2 separate regions of the Homo sapiens genome follow, and region 2 is linked to region 1. A link is a contact called in ENCODE Hi-C or POLR2A ChIA-PET data. All regions are on one chromosome and are shown on one strand. The core of a region is the stretch at or near the end of the contact, and the rest is flanking DNA. Distances in the headings are between cores, read along the strand shown.

What was found. Hi-C counts contacts between places; a loop is a spot of excess contacts on that map. ChIA-PET counts read pairs that join two places held with the same protein, here RNA polymerase II (POLR2A). Pooled maps may share reads with other maps.
Region 2: a loop to region 1 is called in a pooled map, with 4 times the contacts of the local background. The contact joins two enhancer-like sites. A Hi-C loop is called at or near these places in 1 of 37 single-sample maps with no recorded cell type and 3 of 50 pooled maps. POLR2A ChIA-PET finds 5 or more read pairs at or near these places in 3 of 52 experiments (CD4-positive, alpha-beta T cell, Panc1 and WTC11).

Annotation. Positions count from the first base shown.
Region 1 is chr4:139,140,897-139,143,661 of GRCh38, reverse strand. The region is part of intron 1 of ELF2 (E74 like ETS transcription factor 2); the gene reads left to right. Among named protein-coding and RNA genes, the nearest start is that of ELF2, 35 kb to the left of the region's middle. Within about 2 kb of position 1,366, at least 2 of the 41 ENCODE cell types and tissues checked have a DNase peak (open chromatin) inside an H3K27ac peak, as active enhancers do.
Region 2 is chr4:139,265,259-139,268,023 of GRCh38, reverse strand. It overlaps MGARP (mitochondria localized glutamic acid rich protein), which reads left to right. Exons shown (of 4, transcript NM_032623.4): 4 at 983-1,859. The coding sequence ends at 1,425. Among named protein-coding and RNA genes, the nearest start is that of MGARP, 14 kb to the left of the region's middle. RefSeq lists a silencer at 770-869 and enhancers at 1,010-1,339, 678-1,877. Within about 2 kb of position 1,328, at least 24 of the 41 ENCODE cell types and tissues checked have a DNase peak (open chromatin) inside an H3K27ac peak, as active enhancers do.

The DNA of each region.
Region 1 (2,765 bases), core at 117-2,616:
AGGCGCCTGCCACCACGCTGGGCTATTTTTTGTATTTTTAGTAGAGACGGGGTTTCACTGTGTTGGCCAGGCTGGCCTTGAACTCCTAACCTCAAGTGATCTTGGCCCACCTTGGCCTCCCAAAGTGCAGGGATTACAGATGTGAGCCACTGTGCCCAGCCAAATGTCCTGGTCTTTAATGTGTGGCTCTCAAAAGGGGAAAAAGAGTAAAATGGGGTTTGCTGGCCTTTTAAGTCCCCTAGAAGTGACTTCAGCCAGAGGGGGAGAAGCTTGCAACAGTGAAGGGAGGCATAACAATAATATCTACTCATTTCTTTGTGTGCTCCTCTGTGATCAGAAGCAATAATCAGTGATCAGAGCACAGATCTCTGATATTTGGAAAATAGTCCTTTTTGCTTACCATGGCCCTCACAAGTTGCATGCAGACTGTTCCAGGAACACATGCACAGCTGTCTACCCTCGAGTTGGGGGATGGGTGGTAGCTGATACTGTGCTGAGAGCTAGAATGACCGAAATTAACCACAGTTTATTGTTCAAGCCTTCCCTTGGAGGTTGTAAGCCTTTAGCCAGGGTTCCAAAATAGTTACATTAGGTAGATTCTGCCAGTGCAATTGTCTAGATAGGGATACAGATTCCTGGTGCATCCTACTCCATCATCTGAGAATCCTCCAGCCTGGATTCATTCTTGACTTCTTTCTTTCTCTCATAGCAGTCAATCCACATCAATTTTGCTTGCAAATGTCATCCTTTTATCTGCAAAATACATCTAAAGATTGATCACTTTTTTTTTTTTTTGAGACAAGGTCTCACTCTGTCGCCCAAACTGGAGTGCAGTAGAGAGATCTTGGATCACTGCAGCTTCAACCTGCCCAGCGTCCCGAGTAGCTGGGACAAAGGGGTGTGCCATCATGCTTGGCTATGATCACTTTTTCACTACCTCCAGAACTACCACTCTGGTCCCAGCCTGTATCACTTCTCATCTCATTATGGGTTTGTGCAAAAGTAGTTTGCATTACATTAAAAGTAATGGCAAAACTGCAATTACTTTTGCACAACATATATTATTGCAGCCTGCTAACTGACCCCCGTTTCTGCTGTTGTCCCCTTGTCTGTTCTCAACCCAGCATCTGAATGATCCTTATAATAATCAGATCATCTTTTTGTGTAAAACCTTTCTTCTCTCTGAAGTCAAAGTCCTTACAGGGGACCTACTTGGCTCCCTTCCCTTACCTTTCTGTCCTCTTCTTCAACTATTCTTTCTTCCTCTTGCTCACTTCACTTCAGCTGTATTGGGTCCCCTTGCCGGTCCTTTAACTAGTCAGGCATACATCCTCTTGAGGGTGTTGAATTTCTTTTGACTAGAAGGCTCTTGTGCCAGGCATTGCCACAACTCACTTCTACTTTTGGGTTTTTACTCATATGTCACTTTTTTAGTGAGTCCTTATCTGACCACTCAATCTGAATTGGCAGCTCTCCCTGCCAAATAATCCCTATCTCTTTGGTTAATTTAACTCCTTAGCCTTCATCACCATCTACAGGTATGGTGTACTATTTTATTTTTTTCTCTCTCCTCTGCAGTGTAAGATCCATAAAAACAGGGACTTTGCCTTTATTCACTACTGGACCCGGGCACCTAAAATTGTGCTATCATATAATAGTGCTCATTTAGTGTTTGTGTGATTGAATTAATGAATGGAGTGCTTGGGTTATCCTGGCATCAGTGCTTAGTATTTATGTATACCTTATCTAATTTCAATGAAGTAGAGGCAATAAAACATCTAGTAGACAAATCTGGAAGAGAGAGTTGAGTGAAGCTGTAGGAGTAGATTTCATAGCTTAGAAAGAGTGTAAAGAATCTGAAGAGAAAAGGACTAGGGATGGGATCCTGGAAACACCCGCCTGTAAGGGTTGACCAGAGAGCAGCACTGTCCTAAGACTTCACCAACTGGCAACAAAAGACCTGTGCTTTAAAGGTCCTCATATGGCCTTCCTCCAGCAGCTACAACCCTACCCATAGAGTGAAGACTTTGTGGGGGGCCAAGGTGACTAGACTAGTCTACCTGGTCTCTTTCTAGATCAGTCTTTGAATATTTGATCCTAGAATTTCCTGCCCATGTGTCCCTTCACAACTGTCTTCTCTGATTCTTTCCTCTCTTGACTGTACAACACATATGGGATCCCCTGTGTTTAAGGGATGGCCAAGGAGCAGCTGTTTGCAGTCATGTGACCAGAGCTTGGACCTGTAGGCTTTATATATGTGTGCATATGAAGTCCTTCGTATAAAGTGGAGCTAAAAGTGGGAAGAGAAAAGGAGTTGGCTGCAGACAAGGGGAAGGGGTATGGATTTTCCTTCCTATGTCCCTACGTAACATGAAGGGAACCTGAGAACTCAAAAATAGAACTTGGCCTTTCAGGTTATTATTAGTCAAGATAGAAGGATGGAATAATAATTTAACAGCTTGATTTAGAACTTTTAAAAATATTTAGACACATGGTATGTAGGCTTCCATTTGTATTCTTGTCCCAGGCCCCTTGAAAATGAGGGTTGAGCCTGCAAGGGGGAATTGAAAGGGAGTAGCCAGAGAGGGAAAAGATAAATTCAAGGTAGAGTTTCAAGAAGGGAGTGATTAACAGTGTCAGATGCTTCAGAGGCAGCAAGTCCTATGAAGACAGAAATGTATCCATTGGATTCTACAAGCAGAATTTAGTAAAAGTTTCAGTTGAGTGGGGATGGATGCCAAACTTTGATAGAAGGAGGAGTGCTT
Region 2 (2,765 bases), core at 79-2,578, 120 kb before region 1:
CATCACAGCCTCTCAAGCAACTAGGACTACAAGCATGCACCGCTACACCCAGCAAATTTATTTTTTATGTTTTGCAGAGACAGGGTCTCACTATGTTGCCCAGGCTGGTCTTGATCTCCTGGCCTCATGTGATCCCTCCTGCCTCAGCCTCCCAAAGTGCTGGGATTACAGGCATATGCCACTATGCCTAGCCACTTCTTGCTTTAAACCATACTTTTTTCCAAGCTATTATTATCAATTACTATGATCACTATTTAGGGATAGAGATATTAGGGGCTTATGAATCAGTTTTAACCTGTCATGACAATAATAAGAAACAGAATATCATCAATACATATTATTGAATATAATCATGCGGTTGTTTATAATACTAATAAGCATTTGCATAGAACTTTTTATTTTAATCCCCTTTTCATATACAGTATTTTAATTAATCTTTACAATAACCCTGTGCAGTAGATATTATCAATACCCTATTTTACAGATGACAAAAATGAGATTGAGAGAGGATTAGTGATTTCTGAGTCACCAGCTAGGAACTTGGCTACTCTTCCATGCTGTCTCATATGAAAGGTGAATAGGATAGCTACTTATTTTTGTATTCTTCATATTTGCCTAAGTAATATATTCAAGTGTGTTTTTTTTTAAGTTCAAAGAGTTTACAGAAAAGCAGATCCCCCATTTTCCCTCCAAGAGGCAACCAATAGAACCAGTTTCTTGGAATCCTCCTGGAGAGTTTTTGCAAATACAATTATCTAGGCATACAACTTACCCCCCTCCTGCTCCAACCTCATTTTGCCCTAACAATAGTAGCAGACTGTATACATTGTTCTTTTTTTGCTGTTTCACTTGAGAGTCTACCTTGAAGACTGTTACACATCAGTGCATGTAGTTCTGTCTTAGGTGTTTAAACGACCGCAGTGTTTCATTGCCTTCCCACGATCTTTAAATTAATACCTTGCTTAATGACTAATTCTTAAAGGTGAAAAGGAGAATGTTGCGGAAACTGAGAAAGCAAGTTCAGAAGCCCCAGAAGAACTTATAGTGGAAGCTGAGGTGGTAGATGCTGAAGAAAGTCCCAGTGCTACAGTTGTGGTCATAAAAGAGGCATCTGCCTGTCCAGGTCACGTGGAGGCTGCTCCGGAGACCACAGCAGTCAGTGCTGAAACCGGGCCAGAGGTCACAGATGCAGCGGCGAGGGAAACCACGGAAGTAAACCCTGAAACAACCCCAGAGGTTACAAATGCTGCCCTGGATGAAGCTGTCACCATCGATAATGATAAAGATACAACAAAGAACGAAACCTCTGATGAATATGCTGAACTAGAAGAAGAAAATTCTCCAGCTGAGTCAGAGTCCTCTGCTGGAGATGATTTACAGGAGGAAGCCAGTGTTGGCTCTGAGGCTGCTTCGGCTCAAGGCTAATCTCCAGCCGGTAGACATTTCAGCAACAAATGCCATAGGGTGTCTGATAAGTGCTTTTGTGTTTTTAGTACACTTAGTTTAAAAAAAAAAAGACTTATTTTCTAGAAAACGTTAATGGGTCTTGAAGATTTTTGGCATCCACTGATAGATTTTAGGACTGAGAGACTTGAGATTGTACATTTCTTACTACTCTTCTACTGTCTGAGATCAGAATATGACATTGCAGTAAAGAGCTTAAATAGTTTCATCTTTGGTTTTTTTTTCTAGACACTTTTCTTTTATCCCAGTCATCTCTGAATTTACATTTTATATTAAAGAAATTGAGCTATCCATACAACCTGTATTTACTTTAATTTCACTATGCTTTCAGCTTACTTTATTGTATGATATGTAGGTCTAAAATATAGTTTGAGTCAAATAAAATTAGAAAAGCTTTGGTGCTTCTACTTTTTTCACTAATATTTGCATGTACAAATAATACATATTAACATACAGGTACATAACATCACATGAGAAATGTAGGCTTTCGTAATATTATTGAAGAAAGAGCATATAATCTATGGAGAACCCTGCATGTAACAATATGTATGCCCTCTCCCATCTATAGTACTTACACAGGGGACTATGTAGATATTTTCTGTTTCAGTTCAGTTCAAACAATATTTATTGAAGATTAGCACTTTGTGCCAGGAATCTTTCATTCATTCACGTGTTCAACAAATATTAGCTGAGCACTTACAACATAATAGGTATTGTTTTAAGTGCTCCCGGTTTATATTCTAGAGTGGAACCAGGTAAGAAGACAAATGAGAAAATGATATAGTGTGTTAGGTACTGATAAGTGCTAAGGATAAAAGTAACGAAAATAAAAGGATTGTAAGTGTTAGTCTGAGGTGGAAGTTGTAATTTTAGATAGGATGGCCAAAAGAGGCCTTACTAGGAAGGTGTCTTTTGCGTAGAAACCTGAAAGATATATAAGGGACCATCTAATGGTAGGAGTTAGGGGAATCAGCCAGGTAAGGGAACAGAAAAGGGCAAAGGATCTAAAACAGGATCCTGCTGGGAATTTGAGGAATTGCGAGGTGGCCAGTGTGGCTAAAGTGGAGTGAAAAAGAGGGAGAGTAGCCAGAGATGGTCTCAGAGAGAAAGGGAGTGGGTAGGCAGGGTGGGCTAGATCATGCAGGGTCATGTAAGGTTTTGGCTATGGAGTAAGTTGGGAAATTGTAGTGGACACTGCCGATGCTCTGCCTAGATCCCCTTAATTGGACCCCTTAACTGGGTACATTTATCCCCAGCTGCTATGAGTGTTACACCCCACACCCCACCCTCACCATAGGCAG